2 separate regions of the Mus musculus genome follow, and region 1 is linked to region 2. The links are chromatin loops, found by intact Hi-C in ENCODE. Cell type or tissue: gastrocnemius. All regions are shown on one strand. Links, peaks and the distances in the headings refer to the core of each region. The heading gives the core; the rest is flanking DNA.

Evidence for each region. A loop is a pair of places that touch in the nucleus more often than their neighbours do. Peaks named below come from ENCODE experiments on the same cell type or tissue, not always from the same donor. Only the 100,000 strongest peaks of a DNase experiment are listed, where the experiment ranks them.
Region 1: it touches region 2 in a loop (1.8-fold over the local background); 1 of 42 quality-filtered maps calls a loop at or near these places.

What each region holds. Positions count from the first base shown.
Region 1 is chrX:101,926,160-101,931,529 of GRCm38, forward strand. The region is part of intron 1 of Nhsl2 (NHS-like 2); the gene reads left to right. Among named protein-coding and RNA genes, the nearest start is that of Gm25828, 16 kb to the left of the region's middle. In gastrocnemius, for the core only: no CTCF peak of the experiment used is centred there; DNase peaks (open chromatin) are centred at 1,331, 3,240, 4,339 and 4,923; H3K27ac peaks cover 35 bases.
Region 2 is chrX:101,847,358-101,852,727 of GRCm38, forward strand. Nhsl2 (NHS-like 2) reads left to right here and starts at 2,028. Exons shown (of 8, transcript NM_001163610.1): 1 at 2,028-2,490. The coding sequence starts at 2,211. In gastrocnemius, for the core only: a CTCF peak has its summit at 2,971 (motif pointing right); DNase peaks (open chromatin) are centred at 2,182, 2,599, 2,866, 3,437 and 3 more places; H3K4me3 peaks cover 1,761 bases; H3K27ac peaks cover 1,157 bases.

The sequences.
Region 1 (5,370 bases), core at 211-5,210, 79 kb after region 2:
CAAAGCAAAAAAGATTTATTTATTTATTTATTTATTTATTTATTCATTCATTCATTCAATCATTCATTTATTTATTTCCCTGCATGGTTTTGGTGTTGTGTCTTTGATCAATTGGCCTCACTATTGAGGGCCTGTGGCAGTCAAACATGGCAGGGGTGCAGGGCAAAGCCAAGGAGCTCATGAATGGTCAGAAGTCAAGGAAACAAAGGAAGAGAAAAGGGTCTCACAACTCCTTCAAGAACACTTCCTGCATGGCCTTAAGACCTCCCCACTATGCCTCACTCTTAGCGTTTAGACCATTTTCTCAATGGCAAGAAGCTGGTACCAAACCTTTTTCTTCCGCCTTTTTCAAGCCAAGTTTCTTCAAGGCTATACATTTTAGTTCTTCATTTTTCTAGATAAACCTCTTCAACTGTTGTTCTTTCCTTTACCATTTGGAGCAATCTGTTGACTTCTGCCCAGCTGGCTGAGGAGGTAATGCCATTGCATCATTTGTCATCATTCTTCATCCCTAGTAGTGTTTGTAGTATCCTAACACCTTTATGTCCCTGTCATTGGTTATCAATTGCCTTTCAACCCCTGCTTGATGAGATAAGATGCTGGTCCCCTTCTCTGTACCTTTCTCTCTCCATCCAACTCTCACTAGGGAGCATTTAGTAACACATTTGGTTCTTATTTTATTTTATTCTAGTGTTTACGAGATAAAGTTTCCAGTAGTCCAGGTTGGCCTCAAACCTACTATATAGCCAAGGATGTCCTTGAACTCCTGATTCTCCTGCTTCCACCTCCTGAGTGCCAGGATTTCAGGGGTGAGCTACCCCTCCTGCCTAGTTCTAATTTTCAAAAGCACTTGGTCTTAAAAGTAGACATGAAGGATGGAGCTAGTTTTTCCTGAGCATCCACTAGTGTCAGGAGCTGTGCATACATCTTATTTAATCCTTGTGGCAATCCTGAAAAGGGAATCACATCATTGTGATCTGAGACGTGAGAAAACTGTGAGCAAACCACAAATCTGGTAGGGACCCAAGCTGGATTTGAACCAAAGTTGAACTACAAAGTCCCAATCCTTTTCCCAGAGGCCCATGATTCCTCCAGCTTCGCTTTCATTTACAACATTTTGAGTTCCTTTTCTATGACCAAAGTTTGGACTGAAAGTCATTATCTTTTTTTTTTTTTTTTTGAACCCCATAACGATTTTGGCTCGTTCACCAGAGGGCACAGGAAAGGGCAACTTAAGAGGAAACTGAAGGCAATTGCACTGGCATGGGATGGAAGGAGTGGGCCATTTGCTGAGATGGATAGTTTAGCTGCATGCCTTGGCAGGCCTCCCTCTCTACCTGTGGCCTAGGGCTTGGCCTTTGGAGGCTAGCACAGAAATCTCAGGTGGTGTCTGAGGTGACACTGGGGGCCATGTGATAGCATCACTATGTCTCTCCCAGTCATACTGCCTGGATGTGAAGCAAGTTTTGAATTTTGAAGGTTATATAGCTGACTCAGACCATTGCTCGGGCATTGCGGTCATAGACACATGTGGGAAATTCCCAAACTAACTTTCCCACAGAGCTGTTTTGGAGTGGGGGACAGAAAGAGGCCAGGGGTGGAGAATGTATTTTAGTTATTTATTTGATTAGTATCTGTTAAATTGGCAGACCACTTCAACCAGAGGCTCGGAGTGGGATTCCCCCAGGGGTCACTTCCGGGCATATAAGAGTCTAGAGGTTAGAAGGCCTGGGCTCAGTTTTCCATACGGAGTGGAAAAGGCCATGATAGAATAAAACTATCTAGCTTCTTTTTATTCATCTTCATGCTACTGTCATAGAAAAGCATGTGGATATCCACACCCATCTGCTTCCCTCAACCCTGGACAACCAGGGTTCTTCCTCTGTTGAGACTCTAGGCATCCCCCCTGCCACCCACCTTACCTGCATCCCAGTCTTTCCACGTCCTTGCTTCAGCCCTTCTTCTTGGTCCCTGGCTTACCACCTGCACCGTACCTCCAAAGTCCTCCCACCCTGCTGCCTGACCCCAGTTCATCTCGTTACCACTGCGAGATGGATCTGCATACAGAACAGCTGTCTGAGGACTTTCCCAAGGTTACTCTGCATCTTACATCATAAAATCCAAATGCCTCCGTTCAAAGAACTCAGCCAGTCCTGGCCCAGTTGTTGGCATCCTCTGGTGGATAGAGAGCTCCCTGAAGACAGACGAGCTATGTCGGTACAGGTTAGGACTAGGGCTGCAGAGATTTCTTAGGACGTAACAGGGTCAGGACTTGTTAGCACGAAAGGGTGAGTGTGACAAGGACATCGTGGACTAGATTATGCCTCAGTGGTAGAGTGCTTTATCTACCACACGGAAGGCCATGGGTTCCATCCCAGTGTTACGAATAAGATCATAAAAAATACCTTGCATGGCTTTGTGTGTAAAAGAGCTGTCATTTGACTTATTTTGATAAATAGCTATGCAGGGGACTCTTTCACTGGCTGAATGAGTAGCCTTGGATAAATCTTCTGATTTTCTGAGCTTCTAATCTTCCACAAGAGTCTCAAATTTACACTCAGGACAGAGTGGCCCACAGAGGTGTTTGTTGATGAACACACGAAATCCATTTGAAATGCCTGTGTCCAGCACATGCATGCTCTAGTTGTGTAGTGTGCCAGCCTGTTTCCCCCCTCCCCTGACGCACCCCATCATTTTCATTTGCTGTTCAGTGCCTGAAAGCATTTACATTTGTGCTGCTGGGATTAGACTGTGTTTACTCCCCCTTTTAACTCTGGCACGCTGGAATTTTGTTTAACCTGCTTTGAAAGGAAACGTGCTAGTGCTTTGCTTAAGCGGTTTGCAATGCCATCTAGTAGCCAGCAGCCAGGCACGACTGACCGTGCTTCCTGAAACAGCCCAGGAAAGAACAGTAGTATTTCTGACTTGTGTGGTCAGCTGCACAGGGAGATGATATTCCATTGAAAGTGATTGTTTTTAGATACCCAAGCACAAGTGGTGCCCGTCTACAGTGCAGAAAGGACCAAGCACAGTGTGCCATTGGCAGCCAGCTGGGCATACAGAGGGCATTGGTTGGAAGCACAAAGTATGGATTTAGCCCAAGTTGCCTGGCAGGGTACTCTCTAGGACAGGGTATTGAATGGGAGTGTGTGCTGGATATGGCCCAATCTATGGAGGGACTCCACAGAGCCACACACAGAGGGCACAGGGAGATGAGGGAAGCATTTCCCCCACTGGTTCCTTGGCATTAACCAGTCCCAAGGGCTGCATGAGCTGCAAATCAGCCTGGCCATAGGCCAGCAGGGCACAGCTCCCTTAGAGATGTTAGACAGACACAGCAGCAACTGGAAGGCAGCAGCTCGGCTCCAGCAGCAACGGAGCCCAACTCTTTTGGGGCAGCATCTGGGTAAGAAGGGCTGAGAACTGAGTAGATGCTGGTGAGTGTGTGGGCCCGTCAGGAGCCATAGTCAGGCACTGGGTGGAAAGCAGAACTGCTGATAGCTACAGCCGCAGTGCACACACTGTGTTAGAGCTGCCCTAAACTTGGCATGAATGCTGGAGAAGGACTGTCCTTTTGGGGAATCACAGTGGCCAGTACCCTGCATGTGGGTAGTCATGGGCTTCAAAATGGTGGCTAGGAAAGGGATGGGAGAGAGGGGTGGCAAAAGGGAAAGGCCCACATGTCTGACTAAGCTGTCTCATGGGTCTGAAGCAACTCCAGGGTGCTTCCCAGGGAAGGAGACTGATGCTTGGCCTCCCTAACCCGGTTCTTTCCTACTCTGCTTGCTTATGAATTCAAGGAGACAAGTTTCCCATAGTCCTCTTTGGCAACATTAACTAGAATGGAAAAGGTAAACTTTGCAAAGCAACTTCACGGCACACATTGCGAAGTCCCGGGGAAATGTTTTGACATGCTTCTCGGGCACGGTTTCTTTTGTGTGACTACAGCCCACTCATGTCAACCAGGCACTGAGTGATACACTTGGGATTGAGGCCCACAAAAAGGAATGGGCACTCAGATGGTGGGGGCTGTCAGGCTTCACAGGTGCTAAAGGATGATAGGTGCTGGCTGGGCGAGGCTCAGTCGTGGCCAAGACCAAAGATTGGGAAGATGAAGGAGGGTGGATATGTGGAGATGGAACACGACTGGAGGATGACTGGGGTTGTGCGATGTGTATATGTGTGTATGTTTGAGACATGTTTGGGGAACCTCTCTGTAGCTGTGGCATGTGGATTTCTTCTGAACAGCTTGAAACCAGAACGCTCTGGCACTGACGGCATGGCTAGGGACAAGGCCAGAGAGCCCAGTGTCAGATAGGTAGGAGCAGCAGGAACTGGCAACCAGACCTGTGTCTGGCAGTGGCAGACCCCCTGAGGTTTCCTTGCCTCCTCCAGCTAACTTGCAGTTTGCTCAACGGAAGCCACAGAAACCCACACACCAAACTGTGCCATTCTTGGTGCATTCAGGGCCTCCTGGGGCTCTGAGTGCGGACAGTTCATGAAGCTAGATCTTAGTTGCAGACATACATATACCTGGTCCTCTGTAGCTAAGCCTATATTATCACTGCCTGGCCAGGTGGCTTGCTGGGATGTAGTTGCTTGCTGAGATAGGAGCTATGTGAGGGATTCTGGGATCTCTACTGTTTCTTTTCAGTACTAAGAGTTCAGAGCACACTAAGGGTTCAGAGAAATCCCGGGCTCTGCAGTCTGCCCATCTTTCCCATCACTTCCTACTAGGGATACCTGAGAAGGTTTGATACAGAAGCTAGCCAGCACTTGGCCCTTCATCCTTTTGGCTGCTAGGCAACTGGCCAGACCTCCATGGTGAAGGTATCCATTCTATGAGGGTCCTATGTGAGTGATTTAAGGACAAGCATCCTTTAAGCAGCAAGCCTTTGGTCCAGCAAGTGGGCCCTGGCCTGGGGATGCTACCAGATGCATACAGGACCACACTCTCCAGCCCAGCCCTGGCAAGTAGCATTTGAATAGGAGCCGGCCAAGTCTGAGACAGCTTGTGGTATGAGCAGCCACAACACCAGTCTCCTCACATTACTTTTGAAAACACTGTGCAGGGGAAAGAAGGCCAAACCCGAAGCATCTGTGAGCCATATTCAACCTCCGTGCTGCCAGTTGGTGACTGATGGGAAAAGCAGCACTCGGTCGCACATCCCTGAGAATTCTTTTTGCTTAGTGAACTGTTTTCTTCTTTAAACATTTTTTATTTATGTGAATGTAGGGGAGAGTATGCCCTGTGTGTATGGGTGCCCAAAGAGGCCCAAAAAGGGCATCAGATCCTCTGGAGCTGGAGTTACAGGACATTATGAGTCATCCCTCACCCCAGTGTGGACTTAGGTCCTCTGGAAGTCAGCA
Region 2 (5,370 bases), core at 318-5,317:
TGAACTGACTAGGCTGGGGGGAAGGGCATGGGGCCAAAACTGAGCTTCTTCTTATGGAGCTCTGAACAACTCAGCTTCGGGAAGCAGAGTAGGGGGTGTGAGTGCGGGTGGCTCAGCCACCAGGCCCAGCCCAGGCCTGCTGCACTCAGGCTGCAAAGCTCTGCCCAGACAGTCTCCTTCAATCTGCTCCTACTTCATGTCTCCTTCTCTGGAGCAAAGATCAGTCGAAACAGCTCATAGGTCAGGGAAAAGTATCTCCGCTGAGTAAAGCCAAGTCCACTACTTCCTGCCAGTCACTCTCTTGGCTGAGGTTGGAGTTCATCAAGCAAGGAACTTTGGATTCTTATTCCACAATTGGACCTCACAGTTCAAAAGAGGGGCCACCTTTTGTCCGTTTGTTGATTCTTACTTTAATTAGAACTCAGTGTTTCTAGTAACTATGTTTTTATTTACTAAATAAGAAATGAGTATAGATGAAGGCAACCAGATTGCAGTACATTGCTTTTTTTAAATTTTCAATCGACAAATAATAATTACATATGTGTAGGGCACGGTATTATGTTTTGATATTTGCATTGAAGAATTAATAAATAAAGCCAATGAATATAGCCATCATGTCACATACTAATTTTGTGTAGCAAAACATTTAAAACCAGAGATTCTCTTTAAATTTACTTTATTATTTTAAGTGTATAAGCATTTGCCTGCATGTAGGTCTGGTGCCCTCAGAGCTGAGAAGAGGGTGTTGGATCCCCTGGAACTGGAGTTACCGAGAGCTGTGAGCTGCCAGGTGGGTGCTGGAAATTGAACCCAAGTCCTCTGGAAGAGCAGCCAGCGTTGCTGTTAATGATTGTACCATCTCTCCAGCCTGCATAGAGCTTTCTTGAACTGTCTAAGGAACAATTAACTTTTCTGAAGCAAAGAATGGAAACAGTCCACATTGTGTTAGTGTGGGCACAAGTGTTTTGTTTAAAAATATTTTGCTAATAGATTCTGTGGGCTTATACTCAACAGAGCATATGTAGGATGAAAAGGAGCACAGCCCAAATGAAAGCAGAGCAGTGGAGAAACCATTGAAAGTTCAGTGTGAGCAGCTTTGGGTGGAAATGTCCCAAGTGCATGCAGACATAGAATACACTAAAGGTACTCTACTTGTCTGAGCACATTTTACCTTCTACAGTTGAGAGAAATCGGGGCTGTCTGCACTGAAAGCACATCTCAGCTCCTGAAACCCCTCTTCTGGGATACTACAGGAGCTCATTGTGCCCCCCAAAGGAAACAGATCGGTGTTCCCTTTTGGCACAAAATGCAAACTGGATCCCTCAATCCCAACGAAATAAGTTACTCCACAAAATGGGTTTGTATTTATTCGCTCTTGCCTTTACAGTTCCACAGTGCTAGGGTCACTTCCCTCCTGGACAGTCAAATAAGATACTTGGTTCTCTCTCCTCTGATTCTAAGGTTCTGGCCGCTAGCTTGCTCAATGGAGACTGGTGCGTGGCAAGGAGTATATTTTAGAAGGAAAACTAGATGCATGAAGCCAGACTTCGTGTCTCTGCTGTGACTCGCTCGTATGTACGCCGGTGTGTCTGCATTGTTCAGTATTTACAAAGAAAGTTAAGTTTAAAAAACAAAGCAGAAAACAACCTTAACCCGGGTTAAGGTACTGGGCCTGAAGCTCCTCAGGAGGACCCGGGCACATTTTGCGCACCGACCATCACAAACACACATTCACACAGACTTCCCTCGGTTAACTCTCAGCTTCTTTCTACTCTTCTTTCCTTTTTTTTTTTTTTTCCTTTTCTTCTCTCCCGGATCAAGCGTTAATCTGCGAATTTTTGACCGCAAAAGAAAGAAAGAAAGAAAGAAAGAAAGAAAGAAAGAAAGAAGAAGAAGAAAGGGGATGGTGGGGGTGGGGTGAGGAGGAATCCCGAAGTAGCTGAGTGAGCTGAGCGAGGGAGGAGGAGAAAGCCAGGGAGGAGGAGCCCAGTGGAGCAGAGTCAGAGGGACTGGTGGCTCCTGCGAGTGTGCAGCCCGCGGGGAGCCGGCGCTGCAGGCTGTGAAGCCGCCTGCCCGCACAGCCGCCCGTGCCTCTCGCTCGCCCGCGCCCGCGTCCCGGGCCCTGCTCCACCAGGACCGCCGCTGCCTCTCAGGATTCCCGAGTGCCACAAGGCTAGCGGACCGGGTCGGTCCCCGCGCCCGCGCCCGGGATGCCGTTCTACCGGCGCACTGTGGTGCCCCAGCGTCTGTGCCCGCGCAACCCTCCGCAGCCGCTGGCTGAGCTCCGCGACGTGAGCCACCTGGCCGCGCTCAGTCTGCTCCGCCAGCTCGCAGACCTCTGCGGCCACTCGCTGGCTCTGCTGGAGGACCTCGAGGGGCACCTGCTGGCTCTGGGGCGCCGCACCGACAGCCTGTACCGGCGCACCGTCCGGCTCCGCCGCCGCCTTCCCTGTCGCCTGCTTGGCCCGGAGGATGATGAAGAATTGCTAGGTAAAAGGCGCGAGGCGCCCGCGACCCTCTCCCACCCGCCTCTGGGGATGTCCCGCTGGGTCTGCCCGTGGCCGCCCCTCAAAGATCGAGGGACACGGCCTCCAGGACGCCCTCCCGCCGTCCGATCCTTCCGGGATCCGCTCGCCCGGTCCCGAGTGGCCCTCTGCTTAGGTCTGGGGGCTGCCGCCACCTCTGGAGTGCTTGGTGGAGAGGGAGGGGATCCGTAGGGTCCTGGGCGGCGCAGACCAAAGAGTCCCGGTGGCTCCGGGAACCGAATGGCCGTGCCTGCGTCTCTCCTGATGGGCCACTTTGGAAATCGCGCCCGAGCTGCCCGCCTGCCTCCCGGGCGGCGGGGGCCGCTGCAGCCAGACCCGTGGGACCTCGTGCCGGACTGCGAACGGGCTTCCCGCGCCCAGCCGTCTCCGAGCTCCCTTCCCGCTCGCTTCTCCCCGCACACTCCGCGTTGCCTCGCTGGGAGTGGCCGGCAGGGGGAGGGGAGACTGCCCAGGGCTTAGCGGATTCCATACCCCAAACCCCCGCCCCAGCCGCTAAGGTCCGGCTGCCCAGATTTGCGGGAGAGAACCATTTAAAGAGACTGTCATCGGTTTTCTTAAAAATGTGCTCGCCAGCCATGCCCGAGAAACGCCAGGTCCCGGGAGTTTCCTTACTGAACACTAGGAACCTGTGAGACTGGAGGCGGGCGGGAGCTCAGGCTCTTTACTACTTTGGATCTCAACACTTTGGATAGGGAGGACCTCTTCTGCAAAAAACGCAGCGTTCCCTTAGAATGTGGGACTTCTCTTAAACGGGGTCGGGGCTGAGTATGTTTAAAAATGCTGAGAGTAGAGGAGGAATGGCAGGTAACAGGGCCAATTGCCACCTAGGGAAGGCTAGGAAGGGGTGTCGGGGGAGCAGTGTGCCAGAAAGTTTCAGAAGGAGGTGGAAGATGGCTACTTGCTGACTTTTGAGGGAGGCCTTGGGAGAGAATTGTCTGGGTCAGCCTTTCTTCCTTGCAGACTCCACCCCTAACAAAATGACAGGAGTCAGAGGTTCTGGCGCCCCTCTTCCTTCATAAAGGTCTCTGTCCTTTGAGGTAGATGGCAGAGGTCACTGCTAGAGAAAAATAAACTGAATCCTTTGAGCAAAGGAAGGTGGAAGACACAGATGACTGCCAGATGGAATGTGGCCACGGGACCAGAAGCCTCTGGGAGGTAGGGGACCAGGCAAGCCAAGGCCCAGGGTCTGGCTCCTTCTCAGTTAACAAAGAGGGTAAGAAGGTCATTGTTTTTCTTTCCCTGGGGTCCCACTGATTAACAGGATTAGTCTAGGAGAAACTTGATAAGACTTGGAGAATACTTTTCCAAATCTCTGTACAGCCTGCGGTGTACAGCCTGCGGTGTACAGCCTGCTGAGAGCCACCTACTGAGTTCAGCAGGGTAAGTTGAGGACTAGGAGGAAGCTCTGCTTTTCCAAAGTATAGCTTTCTGTTTGCTGAGTCAGACAGCCCTTCCCATGGGCTGGGGTGTTGGGATAGCTTCACTAAGTCACTTGGGGGCCTAACCCTTTCTAGTGATCTATTGGGTTAGAAAGAGATAGTTTTATGCTGCAGGTATATTGTTAAAGGGGGGAAATGACACTTAAGATAAGTGTCATTGAGTTAGCCTCTTGGAAGCTTGCAAGAGCTGAGAATGGGTCTATCTCTTTTCTTTAGTGTGGTCACTTACCTTTGAGAACATTCATGTTGCTTGGCCCTAATGCATTCCAAGAACTACTGCACACACCAAACCTTCTGTGAGTCTCTAAGAAGAGCTGCTTTTCTAGTTTGCTGCCCTAGCCTCTTATTGAGATTCCCAGTGTGCACTTTTCAGTCGCTGGGATGAGGCACAAGTGCCAAGTGCAAAGAGAGGTGGGGAGCATAATCAGAGAGAGTACCATCTGGCACCCCCTTGTTGCTGAGGCATAAGCTTCAACGAGGTGTCCAGCAGGCTGGATATTACATTCTGATCATAAACAAACAAGCAGACATTGTGAGGTCTAGTCCTCTTTGTTTATTCTTTCTCGTACCCTTTCCTCCCTGCATCCTCACACCTTTACTGACCGTCATGCTGAGGGTCAGCTCTTCCCGTTAACAGTTTACCCTGTAGACTGCCTATCTAGCAGGACTTACCTTCATATTCTTCCTCTAGCTGTTTCTTCCAATCCTAGTGGGAAAGAAATCTGGGAAGGAGGGAGGTTTGGAACCATGGCCAGAGTGAATGACAGCTGACAGACCAGCAGCTTGTTGGCCTCCCTGCTGGGACAACTTGGCTGCCACTAAAGGACTGAATAGTGACAAGTCACACTGACCCACAGCATGCAGGCTGGGCTGGGGCTCTGGGAAGCAGCAGGGGAGGACAGGACAGGAGGGAAGTTAGAAGAGGAGAAAGTGGATGCGAAAGGATCACCCGCTTCTTTACACTGTCTCAGGTCAAGCTCCCACCATCTTCAAGGTTACAGGGGTGGGACTGGACTAGCTTGGTTGCCTGGCAACACTCCCCCCAAAGGCTGCTCTTTGGTAACTTGAGCCCCTTTGAGACTGCCCTAGAAACTCTTGTAACTGGCATGGGGCAGGGGAAGAGGGCCCACTCAGCTCTGAACCAGGTCTCTTGTCTATGAATCTATGGCAGTTGCCATACCAAGGCATGACCTTGCTTCTAAATAGTCCCACTTTCCCCTCCCCACATATGGCTTTGGATGTGACCCATTTTGTTGCATCCTGTGGCCTTTACTCTGTGATCTTCTCAAACTTGTTATGGTCAAAGCCAGTGGGAAATAGCTCCATGTCTGCTGCCATGTGCTGAGTCAATCCAAGCAATCCTATTCCTCCCTCAGAGATCTATT